Regions from separate parts of the Homo sapiens genome. Here region 1 is linked to region 2. Evidence: chromatin loops called from intact Hi-C (ENCODE). Cell type or tissue: PC-3. All regions are shown on one strand.

Region 1 (8,000 bases), 420 kb before region 2:
CTGACATTTTAACTAACTGCTTCTTGTGGACTCATCCCTGGTGAGCACCCAGGTACCTACCACATAAACAGCTTGCAAGAGGTACTTGATGAATGAATGAATCCATCAATAAACAAAGGGGCTACATTGTAACAGGTGGCCTGCCAGTATGTCTCTTTCCTTAGACTGTGAGTTCCAGGAGGGCAGGAAGATTTTCGCATTTATTTTTTATTCCCTGGAGCAGGCAGGAAGGTCCCCGCATATTTCTTGAATGAACAAAGGGATGAATGAAGACACACTCGTACAAATAGATGCATTGCATCCTTCCTGTGGATCAAACCACCATGATCTCAACAAGCAGCACCTACGAAGCTCCTCTGACGATGAGAGCGGGACAGCTCCATCCTGTTGGCTGTACCAGGAAGCCCAGCCTGCTGCAGACTCATCCCATCACATACCTGTGTTTCTCAGAAACTTATCAGGAAGAAGGCAGTGTCTGTGACCTCAGCCCTTCTGCCAGGCGCTGCTGGCCCAGGTTCAGGGTCAGCTGCAATTCTCCCTCGGTGGGTGCCGACCTGCAGAGCTCTTGCCGCAGGTGTTATGCAAACAACTGGGGCCACCGCAGTGTGTGCATGGCCCTGCCTTGTACTCTGAGAGCTCGGCCCCTTGAAAGATACCCTTTGAACTATTGAAAGGGCACACTTCCAAGCAAAGGGTAGTGTTTGTGCTGACCATCCTCCCCCAGCAGTGTTAAGTCTTTCGGGGCAAGATGGTAAGATCCACAGAGGAGCCTAAGTGGAGGGAAGGACATGGTAAAGATGAAAGCTTTGGGGGGCTTGGTGTTGGGAGCTTGTGCATCTCCCCGGGAGAATATCTCGGTCCCATCTTGGATTTTGAGAAGCCGCACACTGCGTGTCTTCTCAGCTGCTTGCTGGCATCTGCGGAGCCAGCTTCAGAAAGAACACGTGGATTTAGGGACCAGGGGCCAGCCAGCCCACAGATACAGATGTTTCACCTCTAGAATCTCCAGATGTTGCACATCATTCTGCAGTTTCTCTTTCTGCAGCTCGCTCCTCCTGAGAAAAAGACTTAAAGAAGGCAAATAGCTCAACCATTACAGTCACATCAGCGGATATTCTCCACAACACCCCCTCCCCACATTTTTGCTGAGAAAGTCCATTTCAGAAACCTTTTACATTAATGACTAAATTGAGTATATATTCCAGTTTCCTAAAAGGACCAATTTCAAATATGCAAAATTCATAGGTTTTTTTAAAAAATGCTCTAAAGTGGTTGCATTTTACACAAATCACCTGTGCAAACAGCAGAGCACTCCATCTGCTTCTGTGTCTGACAGACACAGTGGGGCTCTAGGTCCCCACGCCACCCAGGGACTGCCACTCGGCCTCCCTGACGCTTGTGTCTCTCACCTCAATAGAGGAGGACAGAGCTCTCAGAGGCCACCATGAGGAGTCGGAAAAAGCATGGGTGGAAAGGTCAAATCAAGCATTTGGCCAGACAGGGCCTTGCTCCAAGGCACCTGCTTCAATGATGATCCATTGATATGTCAGAGCCGTTGTTCCTTCCTGCTCCAATGACCTGACTCCAAGAGCTGGGAAGGACCTTGGAAATTATCTGGCCTGCCTTCTCATATGGGGAAAGTAAGTCTCAGGCCAAGGGGCTTCTGTGGCTGACAGAATAATGTCCCCCCATCAAGGCATCCGTGTCCCAATCCCAAGAATCTGCGAATATGTCACCTTACATGGCAAAAGGGACTTTCCAGAGGTGATTACATTCAGGATTTTGAGCTGGGAGAGTATCCTGGGTTAGCCAAGCAGTCTCAACCATCTAATCACTGAGTCCATGTAAGCGGAGAACCTTTCCCAGCTGTGTCAGGAACAGACCTGATGATGGGTTGGAAGAGAATTGGAGGTCCTGCTGCATGGCTGGCTTTGAAGACGGAGGATGGGGCTATAAGCCAAGGAATTCAGATGGGTCTAGAAATTGGAAAAGTCAAGGAAACAGATGCTGCCCCTAGAACCCTAGAAGGAACACAGCCCTGTGGGTGCCTTCATTTTATCCCCTGGGACTCGGATCAGACTTCTGACCTCGAGAACAGCAAGGTGATACACATGTGTTGTTGTGGGCCACTGGGTGTGTGGTAATTTGTTGTGACAGTGACTGGAAACTCATTCAGCTTTCTAAGTAACAGAGCCCATGTGCGGTGAAGCCACGACCCTGTGGCCAGTTTCCTGACTCCCCATCTAGTGATTGGCACCCAGAGCCCTAGACTGGCTTTTTCTCCCAAAAGTTGGCTACAGATGGTGGTCGTAGCAGCTGGGTTCCCTCTCTTCCCTCTAGAAGATCAGAGCAAAAATGCTGTCACTGTCACTCCTGGCAACCATACCCAAGTATTCTTTCATTTGTTCATTATTCAGCAAATATTTCCTGAGCACCTACTCTGTGCCAGGTACTGTTCTAGGCACTGGGGATGCAGCTGTGAATGTCATGCTAAGTCCCCGCTTCCTGCAGGTCCCACTCAGAGATGCCTCTGGAGATGAACTGACCCCTTGAGGCACCCAGATGCTCCATCTCCTCTACAGATGAATGGATAAACAAAACGTGCTGTGTGCACACAATGGAATATTACTCAGCCATAAAAAAGGAATGATGCAATACAGGTTTCAACATGGAGGAACCTTGACAACATTATGCAAAGTGAGAGAAACCAGACACAAAAGACCACATATTGTGTGATTCCATTTATATGAAATGTCCAGAGTAGGCAGACCCATAGAGACAGAAGACAGCTTAGTAGTTACCAGGGGCTGGGAGGAGCAGGGAGATGGAGAGTGATTGCTCATGGGTTCAGGGTTTTCATCTGGGGTGATGAAAAAGTTTTGGAACCAGATGGTGGTGATGGTGAGCCAACAATGTTAATATATTTAATGCTACTGATGTGTACGCTTTAAAATGGCAAATTTTAGGTGATGTGTTGTTACCACAATACAAAAAAAAAAAAAAGGCAGTGAAGCTATGTGCACCTTTTGCTGGAGGCATTTGGCGAGTCCTGTCCTAACTGCAAGGAGGGGCCCGGGAGTCTTTGGGGCTCAGCAGAAGGTGCACACGCCTGCACGTCCAACGCCCCTGCTGAGGTCAGACCCTCTGTGCCTCACATCACATCTGCAAAGCGGGGAAACACGGCCTCCGCACGGTGGGTTGTAGAGCCCAGTAGGTGGCCTGCCAAGAGCCAGCCCCTGCCACCTTCTCGGAGGCTGCATCTTTGCAGGGCCACCTTCTAAAGGAGGCTGACCAAGCCCCTCACTCCCTGGCTTCCTGTGGCCTGCCCACTTGCACATTGTTGGGTCATGACTCACATTTGTTTATCATTTAAATTCAGCCTCTATGTGAATGTATCTCACAACAGATCCTGACCATGGAAGAATCAGAGGGGCAGCCGACATGCACAGTCACCCTGTAGGGAGAAGGAGAGAAGGAGAGACAGAGGAGAGGGGAGGGGAAGGGAGGGGAGGGAGTGTTCTGGATACCTGTCCAGATGCGTGGCTGCTCAGTCATGGGAGAAACAAGGGGAGAAGCATCTGAGATGACCCAGTGAATGCGGGGCACAGGCAGCTCTTCTCCTTTAGGGTCAAACCTCAGAGTTATTAAGACATCATTAAAACAATATACTTCACAATTTATCCAGCATCGAGCAGTGTTGGGTACAAACGCTTCCAGACTTTTTATTAACCAATTTAATCATTTGCCTGGAAGAAGGACCAAAACGTTAAAATGAAGTATAGCTTCAGTGACCAGCGAGGGGAAAATCTCCACCGACAATCTGCATGAAACCCTCTCGCTGGGGTTGGAGTGTTACCTTCACAAGGCATGAGTCCCTCCTTAGCCTGGGTTGGAGCAGACGGCTCCACCATTCAAAGAAGGGCAGGGTCACCCAACGGCGGCCGCCCAGACGGGCACCCTGGGACCACCCCGTCCAGGGTATCTGTGCAAGCTGATTGCTTTAAATAAAGTCAGCCGCTTTTCCAGCTAATGTAAGGATGGTGGGATCAATTGGGTACACAGAAACAGATTACCAAGCAGGTGGCTTCGGGCTAAAGATAAATTGTGTCCTCATGTAACTTGGGAAGAGTGGGTGCAGCAGCTCCTAGTGTGCAAAGCAAGATCGTTTAGTTACTTCTTTCTGCTGGGAAGCCCAGGCTGTGACTGTGGCTCCGAGAAGCCCCAGAAGACCCTCCCCTGATGGAAAAGGTTATTGTTGAAAAGCACTACCCAGAGCTCCAAATGGAATCAAGTTTTGGCTCCCGCAGAGCTGGTTTTCCCCAGCGGCGGGGTGGGGGACACAAGTCCCCGTGTGCCCCCTGCTTGCCTGGGCACACACCTCTGTGGGCAGAGGGCTCTCTCTGCTGGGGCTGAGAGGTCACATCCTGTTCCCAGCAGGCACCATTCCTGGGGGCCCACCCTTTCCTCCTTACCTGAGTTAACCTCCCCAGACGTCTGGCCTGGCAGGTTTGCCTAGGATGTTGGAAGCAACCTGCCCTCTGCATATTTCTGCTGCTTTCCATGTTTCTGCTATGCCTGGCCCTCGCCCACGCTGTGCACCCTCCAGGCATCCGCACTCTCCCTTACTTCTTTCTCCTTCTTTTTTTGGGGGGTTGGGGTGGGGGGAATAATTATAAATTCACAGGAAGTTGCAAAAATAGTACACAGAAGTCCCATGCACTCTTCACCCAGTTTCCCCCAAAAGTAGCATCTTGCATAACTATAGTTCAATATCAAAATCAGGAAACTGACCTCGGTGGAATCCACAGATCTTATTCAGATTTCACCAGTTTTACAAGCTGTCCTAGTCAGTGGGGGTTTCTGTAACAAATACTACAGATCATAGACATTTATTTCTCATAGATACGGAAGCTGGGGAGTCCGAGATCACAGGGCTGGCAGACTCAGTCCCTGCCCTCTCGCTGAGTCCCGGCACGCTGGAGAGAGACCATCTCTTCTTAAGTCTCTTCTCACTAATCTCATCATGAGGGCCCCACCCACAAGACCTCATCACCGCCCAAAGGCCCCACCTCCTAATACCATGCCTTGGGGGGTTAGGGCTTCAACACGAATTTTGGAAGAACGCAAACATTCGGTCCACAGCACATGTGTTCGTCATGTGCATGTGTGTATGTGTATATATTTTGTTCTATGCAATTTTCTCACATGGGTACATTTAGGAAAGCACAATCAGTTCCATCACCACAAGGATCCCTCTTGCAACCCCTTTATGTCACATCCATGCCCTTCTTCTCCCCAACCCCATCCCCATCCCCTGGTAAACAACAGTCTGTCTCCATCTCTGTAATTTTGTCATTTTGAGGCTGTGACACACAGCTTCTGGAGACGGGCCCCAAGGTCCATCCACGCTGGGCTTGTTCCCAGTTGGTTCCTTGCGGGAGCTGACCAGTATTCCCCAGCGCGGATGCACCACGGTTTAACTGTGCACCTGCCGAAGGGCCTTCCGGTTTCTGGCTTTGGGCTGTTGCAAATGAAGCCACTGTGAACATTGTGCACAGGTTTTGGTGTGAAGGAAAGTTTTCGTTTCTCTGGGAATAATTCCCAGGAATGTAATTGCTGGGTCACAAGGTAAGGCTATGCCTAGTTTCTAAAGAAACTGCCAAATTTTCCCAGAGTGGCTCTGCCATCTGACACTCCCACTGGCCATATATGAGAGACCCAGTTTCTCACCATCCTCACCGGCATTTGGTGTTATGACTGTGTTTATTGTTATGTTTTGTTTTTTGAGGAATACTAGTCAGGTATTCTGTAGAATGTCTCTCAAATTGAGGACATTTGATGATTTTCTCATGGTTGTCACTAGTTTTTATTTTCTTTTAGCCATTCTAATAGGCATATATTGATAACTCTCATGATTTTAATTTGCGTTTCCCTAACGGCTAATGCTGTCGCCCATTTTTTGTGAGCCTATTTGCCATCCGTATGTTCTCTTTAGAGAAATGTCTATGCATGCTTTTTGCCCATTTTCTAATTGGATTGTTTGTTTTATACCTTTGAGTTTTGAGAATTTGTTATTTTTCTAGCTATGAGTCCTTTGTCAGATATATGCTTTTCAGATATTTCCTCCAAGTCTGACTTGCCTTTTCATCCTCTGAACAGGGAACTTCACAGTGCAAGTGTTCTTAATGTCGATGGAGTCCAATGTCTGATTTTTTATTTTATGGATTGTGCTTTTGGTATCATGTCTAAGAACTCTCCACCAAGCCCTCAGTTTGCAAAGCTTTTCTCCTATGTTTTAAACAAAGTTGTGTAGTTTTACATTGAAATCTCTGATCTATCTTAGTGAATTTTTAGATAGGATGTGAGGTTTGCATAGGACGTGAAATTTAGATAGGACTTGAGGTTTAGATAGAATGTGAGGTTTAGATAGGATGCGAGGTTTAGATAGGATGCGAGGTTTAGGTAGGATGCGAGGTTTAGATAGGATGCGAGGTTTAGATAGGATGCGAGGTTTAGATAGGATGCATGGTTTAGATAGGATGCGAGGTTTAGGTAGGATGCGAGGTTTTGGTAGGATGCGTGGTTTAGATAGGATGCGTGGTTTAGATAGGATGCGTGGTTTAGATAGGATGCGAGGTTTAGACAGGATGCGTCGTTTAGACAGAATGCGAGGTTTAGGTAGGATGCGAGGTTTAGATAGGATGCGAGGTTTAGATAGGATGCGTGGTTTAGATAGAATGCGAGGTTTAGGTAGGATGCGAGGTTTTGGTAGGATGCGTGGTTTAGATAGGATGCGTGGTTTAGATAGAATGCGAGGTTTAGATAGGATGCGAGGTTTAGACAGGATGCGTCGTTTAGACAGAATGCGAGGTTTAGATAGAATGCGAGGTTTAGGTAGGATGCGAGGTTTAGATAGGATGCGAGGTTTAGACAGGATGGGAGGTTTAGATAGGATGCGTTGTTTAGGTAGGATGCGTGGTTTAGATAGGATGCGAGGTTTAGATAGGATGCGAGGTTTAGATAGGATGCGAGGTTTAGATAGGATGCGTTGTTTAGGTAGGATGCGAGGTTTAGGTAGGATGCGTGGTTTAGATAGGATGCGAGGTTTAGATAGGATGCGAGGTTTAGATAGGATGCGAGGTTTAGATAGGATGCATGGTTTAGATAGGATGCGAGGTTTAGACAGGATGCGTCGTTTAGACAGAATGCGAGGTTTAGGTAGGATGCGAGGTTTTGGTAGGATGCATGGTTTAGATAGGATGCGAGGTTTAGATAGGATGCGAGGTTTAGATAGGATGCGAGGTTTAGACAGGATGCGTCGTTTAGACAGAATGCGAGGTTTAGATAGAATGCGAGGTTTTGGTAGGATGCGAGGTTTAGATAGGATGCGAGGTTTAGATAGGATGCGAGGTTTAGGTAGGATGCGAGGTTTTGGTAGGATGCGTGGTTTAGATAGGATGCCTGGTTTAGATAGGATGCGAGGTTTAGATAGGATGCGTGGTTTAGATAGAATGCGAGGTTTAGGTAGGATGCGTGGTTTAGATAGGATGCGAGGTTTAGATAGGATGCGAGGTTTAGACAGGATGCGTCGTTTAGACAGAATGCGAGGTTTAGATAGAATGCGAGGTTTTGGTAGGATGCGAGGTTTAGATAGGATGCGAGGTTTAGATAGGATGCGAGGTTTAGATAGGATGCGTTGTTTAGGTAGGATGCGTCGTTTAGATAGGATGCGAGGTTTAGATAGGATGCCTGGTTTAGATAGGATGCGAGGTTTAGACAGGATGGGAGGTTTAGATAGGATTCGAGGTTTAGACAGGATGCGTCGTTTAGACAGAATGCGAGGTTTAGATAGAATGCGAGGTTTTGGTAGGATGCGTGGTTTAGATAGGATGCGAGGTTTAGATAGGATGCGAGGTTTAGACAGGATGGGAGGTTTAGATAGGATGCGTTGTTTAGGTAGGATGTGTGGTTTAGATAGGATGCGAGGTTTAGATAGGATG
Region 2 (8,000 bases):
GCCTTTTCTCTACTGAGTGGTCTGACACCCTTGCTGAATCTAATTTGACCATATATGCAAGGGTCTCTTCCTAGGCTCTGTATTCTATTTCATTGGTCTTTATGTTTTTCTTTATGCCAGACTAAAGTGTTTTGATTACTGTAGCTTTGTAATAAGTTTTGAAAACAAGAAGTGAAATCAGGAGTGCTCCAGCTTTGTTTTCAGTATTGCTTTTTGTTTTCAGTATTGTTTTAGCTGTTGGGGTCCCTTGAGATTCCATACAAATTTTAGGATGGGTTTTTTCTACTTCTGCAAAAACATAATTGGGATTTTAATCAAGATTGCATTTAATCTGTAGATTATTTTGAGTAGTATTGACATCTTAACAATATTAATTCTTCCAGTCGTGAACACGGGATGTGCTTTTATTTATTTATGTCTTTAATTTCTTTCAGCAATATTTTGTAGTTTTCATTGTACAAGTCTTTCACTTCTTTGGTTAAGTTAATTCTTAAGTATTTTATTTTTTTCAATGCTATTACAAATGGAATTATTTTCTTAATTTTCTTTTTGGATTATTCAATGTTAGTGTATAGAAATGCAACTGATTTTTGCTTATTGACTTTGTATCCTGTTCTTTGCTGGGTTTATTAGTTCTAAAAGGTTTTTTGGTGGAATCTTTATGATTTTCTACCTATAAGACCATATCATATTGAAGCAGATCATTTTACTTCTTTTCTAATTTAAATTGTCTTACTTGTTTTTCTTGCTTAATTTCTCTGGCTAGGACTTCCAGTAACTACATTGAACAGAAATGACAAAATGAGCATCTTAACCTTATTCCAGATCTTAGATAAAAAGCTTTTAGTCTTTCACTATTGAGTATGACATTCACTGTGAGTTTTTTTGTATATGGATTTTATTATGTTGAGGTAATTTCCTTCTATTCCTAGTTTTTTATGTTTTTGTCATGAAAGCATGTTGAATTTTGTCCGGTGCTTTTTCTGGACCAATTGAGATGACCAGGTTGGGTTTTTCCCTTCATTCTGTTAATGTTGTGTATTATATTGATCAATTTTCATATGTTAAAGCATCCTTGCATTCTAGGAATAAATCCCACTTGGTCATGATGTATAATCTTTTTAATATGCTGCTGAATTCATTGTCAGTTCTGGCTTGGATTTAATTAATTTCTCTCCTCATTATAGGTTGTATTTTTCTGCTCTTTTGCATGCCTGTTAATTTTTGCTTAGATGACAAACATTGCAAATTTTATCTGATTAAGTGCTGGATATTTTCTCAGTCCTATAAAGAGCCTTCAACTTTGTTTTAGGATGCTGTTGAGGTCCTCAGAAATATTGTGATCCTTTTGGGTCTTCCTTTTAAGACTTGTTAGATAGACTAGAGCATTGCACAGTCTGGGTCTAATTACTTCCCACTCCTGAGGCAAAATCTTTCTGTGTGCTCTATCAATGCCCAATGAATACTTAAGGCTGTCCAGTATAGCTATTTGGAAATGGCACTATTCCCAGCCCAGTGTGAGCACTAAGTACTATTATCTCTAATCCTTTGGGTGGTTCTTTCCCCAGCCTCTGATAGTCCTCTCACATGCATGCACTGATCAACACCCAGCTAAATACTCAAGGGATACCCTGCTCAGATCTCTGGAGTTCTGTCTCTATGCAGCTCTCTCCTCTTAGGTCCTCTGTCCTGCTAACACTAGGAAGCACCTCGCCTTCCTCAGACTCTCAGCTCCATCTCCTCAACTCAGAGAGTCCACCAAGCTCCACCTAAGAAACTCCCAAGGCAGCAAGCTGGGGTAATAATAGGGTTTGCCCCATTTATTTCTCATGTCTCAAACATGACTATCCTTTGGTGCCTGATTCTCTCATCATTTCATATATTTTGTCCATTCTTTGGATGATTCAGGTGGTAGGATATATCTGATTCCTGTTTTTCGATGTTTATTAGTAGTCCCTGGCTATTCTTATTTAACGTGATTATTGATATATTTGGTTTAAAATATATTAGTAATTACTGACATATTTGGGTTTAATAATTCTTTACAGTCTTTCACTTGACCTATATGCCTTTTTCTCTTTGACTATCTACTTTTGAATGAATTATTTTTTTATTCCATTTTTGTTTGTCTGTTTTGAGATGGGATTTCACTCTGTTACCCAAGCAGGAATGCAGTGGCATAAAGATGTCTCACTGTATCTAACTCCTGGGCTCAAGCGACCCTCCTATCTCAGCCTCCCAAGTAGCTAGAACTACAGGCTTAGGCCACTACACCCAGCTAATTTTTAAAAAATTTTTTGTAGAGACAGGATCTCACTATGTTGCCCAAGCTGGTCTGGAACTCCTTGCCTCAAGCAGTCCTCCTGTCTTGGCCTCGCAAGGTGCTGGAGTTATAGGTGTAAGCCAATGCGACTGGCATTTATTTTTCCATTTTTTTATTCTATGAGCTTGAAAGTTATGCAATCTTGTATTATTCTTTTAATAGTTGCCTTAGAGGTTGATTATAACATGCTTCTGGACTTATTATGTCTAATAATAAATGATAATTTTATGAGAATGCAAAAATCTTACAATATTTTAACTCCATCTATTCTCTCACAAATTATAGGCCAAGTTGCCACACATTTTCATTCTATTCATATTTTTAACCCAACAAGATGTCATTGTCCTATGCTATGAATATTGATTTATTTTCTTTTATTTACTTATTTATCTATTTATTGAGACAGAGTCTCACTCTTGTTGCCCAGACTGGAGTGCAATGGTGCAAACTTGGCTCACTGCATCCTCCACCACATGGGTTCAAGCGATTCTCCTGCCTCAGCCTCCCAAGTAGCTGGGATTACAGACATTTGCCACCACGCCTGGCTAATTTTGTATTTTTAGTAGAGACAGGGTTTCACCATGTTGGTCAGGCTGGTCTCAAATTCCTGTCCTCAGGTGATCCACCTGCCTCAGCCTCCCAAATTGCTGGGATTACAGGAGTGAGCCACTGTGCCCGGCTGAATATTCATTTAGATTTCCCTATCTATTGACACTTTTAGTTGCACTTCATGCCTTCCTGCATCTCTGACCTCTTGCCTGGGTTCATCCTTTGACCTGAAGATACCTTTTAATATTTTCTTTTTTGTAAAACCCAATTGTATTGGTTCTGGAAGTATTCTCTTTAGTGTAGTTCTTCTCATGCCAAACATCTATATGAAGATATCTTTATCTTTAGTCTTGAAGAATATTTTCTTTTCATAGAAAATCCCAGTTTAGCAGCTATTTTTCTTGCAGCACTCTAAAAACATTGTTCTAATGCTGTTGACTTCCTTTATTTCTGTTGAAAATCAGCTATAAGCATAAGGAAAAGGGGTGGGCGTCCAGGACCCACCAAAGGTAGGCTCTGGGACCTCTCTTGCTTGGGGTGGGGACTAGTGGTCTTGGTGTAAGGGCAACCCAGAAGCATTCTAGCCTTCTTGAGTTGGAGAAGTAAAGTGCACCTTTGAATCATCACACTTCCTAAAACTGGATTAAGGCAACCATAGAGTTCTGGTGCCCCCTGGTGCCTGGCAGAGCCAACTTATCTCACACCTGGAGGGAGATCTCCTACATCTTGATGTATTTCTACAATAAGCCAATGAATGCCCTATCACACAATAAGCACATAAGGAGACAAGACAGACTCTGTAGGCAAACAAAACAGAATGGTCCACAGTCACCCAGATAACGGAATTATGATACACAGATCTCAAAATAAATATGCATTCTTTGTTTATGGAGGAAAAAGACAAGATTGAGAATTTTGGCAGAGATCTGAAAACTGTTAAAAAGAAAAAAAGAAGAAGAAGAAGAAGAAAGAAAAAAGAAAGTTACATCCAGTGCCTCTTAAGACCTGGGCAGACTCTTTGGTCGCCTTGTTCTGGAGCCCTTGGCTGTGTGTTGACCACCTCAGGGTTCCATAGCAAAATTCCACAGGCTGGGTGGCTTACATAACAGATTTTGCACAGTTCTGGAGGCTGAGAAGCCCAAAGTCAAAGTGTCGGCAGATTTAGTTCCTGGTGGGGGTCTTCTTGGGGGTTTGCAGATGGCCAGCTTCTTGCTGTGTCTGCACATGGTGGAGAGCCAGGGCTCTGGTCTTATTAGGGGTCTAATCCTATCATGGCGGCTCCACCCTCATGACCTCATCTGAGCCTAATTTCCTCCCACTGAGGGTTAGGGCTCCAACACGTGAATGTCGGAGGAACACAAACATTCGGTCCATAGCAGCCATCTGTTTTGCTTCCACCACCCCGCTGGTCACCAGTTCTGTGTGGGCACCGCCTGACTCCACAGGGAGTGGGCAGCGCATTTCACCCTAAGCCTGCGGTGGATGCCGCTTGTCTCCTACCTCGGGCCTTCCCTGTTGCCAACAAGGCGAGAAACACCCCAGGATTCGCTCAGTACCCACGCCTGTGCGATCCGGTAACCTGAGGTATTCATGCTCCACGGGGTGAACCCCTGATAAATGGGATTTGGCACTGACTGGTAAATAAATTATTCCCCATTCCTCCTCCCAAACAGAATGTGCTGAGAGTCTGTCATTTTACAGCCTCTTTTTTTTTTTTGTTTTGACAGGGTCTCCCTCTGTCGCCCAGGCTGGAGTGCAATGGCGCCATCTCAGGTCAATGCAAGCCAACTCTCGTGTTTGAGTGATTCTCCTGCCTCAGCCTCCTGAGTAGCTGGGATCACAGGCACCCGCCACCACTTCCGGCTAACTTTTGTATTTTTTTCAGTAGAGGTGGGGTTTCACCTTATTGGTCAGGCTGGTCTCCAATTCCTGACCTCAGGTGATCCGCCCGCCTCGGCCTCCCAAAGTGCTGGGATTACAGGCCTAAGCCACCACACCAGGCCGTTTTACAGCCTCTTAGAAAGTACGTCTCTGAGAAGTGGTCATCAGTCACACTTGTCTGCAGCCCTGTCTCTGCCGTATCTGTGTCTCTCCCCTTCTTCCTCACTGCGCCCCCTGGATTTCACTCTCTAATCAAACAGGAGCGCTGCCCTTGCTTCGCACTCTGCCTTCCAGGGGAATCTGTTACCTAGGGAGGCCATGAGGATGCACCACAGCTGGAGGGCTTCACACAGCAGGAATTCATTGTCCCAAAGTTCTGGAAGCCGAAGTGCAAAATCAAGAAGTCAGCCAGGCTGTGCTCCCTCTGCAGCGTCTAGGGAGAATTCTTCCTGCCTCTTCCAGCTTCCGGTGGATCCCAACATTCTTCAGCTTCTGGCGGACCCCAACATTCCTCAGCTTCTGGCCGCATCCCTCCCATCTCTGCCTCAATCTTCACGCGGCGTTATCACCTGCATGTTTCCCTGTCGTCTTCCCTGTATGTCTGTCTATCTATGTCCAAATTTCCCCTTTTTATAAGGAAGGACCCCAGTCATATGGAATTATGGTCCACCCTAATAACTTCATGTTGACGGACTACCTCTGTAAAGACCCAATTTCCAAATAAGGTCACATTCTGAGGCACTGGGGGTTGGGGTTTTGACATATCTTTTTGTAGAGGACACAATTCAATGAAATCCAATCACTAGGGAACGCTGGCTAAGACAAAAATAGAGTAAAAATCCCATAACTAAATAATAATAAAATAACTGAAATTACAAACTTAATTGATTAGCTTAATAGTGAGTTAGACTGGGCTAAAGATGGGCCGGGAGACAGAATCCAGAATAAAGCATGGAATAAAATAGGGAATTTGGGGGCATACTGAGGACAAAAACAAAAAGAATAGGGGAAAACCAAAAAAGCTGCTAAAAGAAAGAGAAGATAAAGAAGGACTGAGGCATATGTCGACCTTTTTCATATATGTAAAGAAAATACATGGGTGAGGGGGCAAAACGGTAATTGAACAATACATGTTAATGGAATCAAATTATAATGGAAGAGATAACACCCTAGAATTTACCCAAAGTGTTGAAAGAGATCAAGCACAGATTTAAGAAACTTTAAAAACCCGAGCAGAAAAAGTACAAGAAATGCATACCTGGATATAGCATGGTAGAACTGCAGAAAACTAAAGAAAAAGAGAAAATATCAAAAGCAGACTATAAAAGATATATTACTTTCCAAAAAAGCATCATTCAGCCTCTCAGTACCTCCCACACTGAATTGGCAGTTTCTTCTGAGAGGAGAAGCAACCCAAAATGGTTTGTCACGTCTGCCAAATTTGGGGCCAGTATTTCTTCACTATTTTATTATGTCCTAATACCTTCAAGTAGATTTCTTATTTAGCTTTTCTGGCTGTCTTCAAAAGAAGAGCTAAATTACCTACATTTCATGTTTACCAGAAGCTAAGGTGCAAATTAATTTTAATGCTTAAAATATCTAAATGATGGCATCCCCTATAAAAGTGTTCTAGGCCGAAATGATTTTACAAATTAGTTTTAGATTACATTCCAATAAGGATAATTTTTATGTTAGTCAAAGTATTCCAAGCCATAGAAAAAAATTAGAAATTTCCTCAATTCAATTTATGATGCTAACACACCTTAATATCAAAACTTTCTTAAGTTATTTCAAAAAATAAATGAACAGTTTTCATTTCTTATGATAGATGGAAAAAACAAATATATATTAAAATCATACACTATGGTCAAGTAGTTTTTATTCTAGGAAAAGAAAGATATGTCAATATAAGACACAGCCACACAGAGACTACACAGCTGCGTTCTCACTGGTGACAGAACCACTGCACACCACCAGCAAGCACCCTTCTACCTCCCTGTAGGGGAAGGTCTTTCCATAGTGAAATCAGTCTGTGAAGTCTGCAAGAGGTGACTCCATCAAATATGCAGACATCAATGAAAGGCAACAAGAAACATGTAAAACCAAGGAGATATATCACCAACAAAAGAACACAATAATCTCCCAAAACTGACCACAAATAAATGAAAAAAAGCCACTGCACTCCAGCCTGGGCGCAGAGCAAGACTCCATCTAAAAAAAAAAAAAAAAGAAAGAAATGAAAAAAAACTGACAAATAATTCAAAATTCAAAATAATTTAAGGAAGCTCAGCAAACTTCAAAAAATACAGAGAAGTAATTCAGTGAAATCAGAAGAACAATAAGCAACCAAAATGAGAAATGTAACAGAAAGATTGAAATTTTTTTTAAAAAAAAGCAAACAGAAATTCTGGCACAGAAGAATACAATGAATGAAATTTTAAAATGTAATAGAAAGCATCAGTGACAGAATGATCAAGCAGAAGAAAGAATCTGTGAACTTGAAGACAGATTATTTGAAAATATACAGTCAGAGGAGAAAAAAGAGTGAAAAAGAATGATGAAAACTTATGGGACTTTGGGGAGAGTATCAAAAGAGCAAATGTTCACATTATAGAAGTTCAAGAAGAAGAGAGAAATAAAGGGGAAGGAAACTTATTTAAAGAAATAATAGCAGAAAACCTTCCAAACCTGGGGAGCAATATAAATATCCAGGTACAAGAAGGTTAAAGATCTCCAATCTGATTCAATCAAAACAAGACTACTCCTGAGACATAATCAATTTGTCAAAAACCAAAGACAAAGAAAGGATCCTAAAAGCTGCAAAAGAAAAGAAACAAATCACATGTAAAGAAGTTCCAGTAAGGCTAACAGTGGATTTCTCAGCAGAAACCTTACAAACCAGGAGAGAGTGGGATGATATATTCAAAGTGCTGAAGGGAAAAAAAAAAACTTCCAACCAAAAATACTTTACCCAGAAAAGCTATTCTTCAGAGATAAAAGAGAGATAAAGACTTTCCCAGGCAAATTAAAGTTGAGGGAGTTTATCACCACCAGACCTGTCTTACAAGAAATGCTAAAGGGAGTTCTTCAAGCTGAACAAAAGTATGCTAATTAGTAGCACAAAAACATACAAAAGCAAAAACCTCAGTGGTAAAAGTACGTAGTACACAGTCAAATTCAGAATACTCTAACATTGTAATGGTGGTGTGTAAATTATTGTTAGTATATAGGTTAAAAGACAAAATTG

The links. Hi-C counts contacts between places; a loop is a spot of excess contacts. Peaks named below come from ENCODE experiments on the same cell type or tissue, not always from the same donor. Only the 100,000 strongest peaks of a DNase experiment are listed, where the experiment ranks them.
Region 1: it touches region 2 in a loop (21-fold over the local background); 3 of 110 quality-filtered maps call a loop at or near these places.

What each region holds. Positions count from the first base shown.
Region 1 is chr14:101,238,705-101,246,704 of GRCh38, forward strand. No RefSeq gene overlaps it. Among named protein-coding and RNA genes, the nearest start is that of LINC02285, 120 kb to the left of the region's middle. In PC-3, no CTCF peak of the experiment used is centred here; a DNase peak (open chromatin) is centred at 3,417.
Region 2 is chr14:101,662,130-101,670,129 of GRCh38, forward strand. The region is part of intron 1 of LINC02320 (long intergenic non-protein coding RNA 2320); the gene reads right to left. Among named protein-coding and RNA genes, the nearest start is that of LINC00239, 64 kb to the right of the region's middle. RefSeq lists an enhancer at 4,341-4,840. In PC-3, CTCF peaks have their summits at 3,551 (motif pointing left), 3,750 and 4,642; a DNase peak (open chromatin) is centred at 3,542; H3K27me3 peaks cover 445 bases.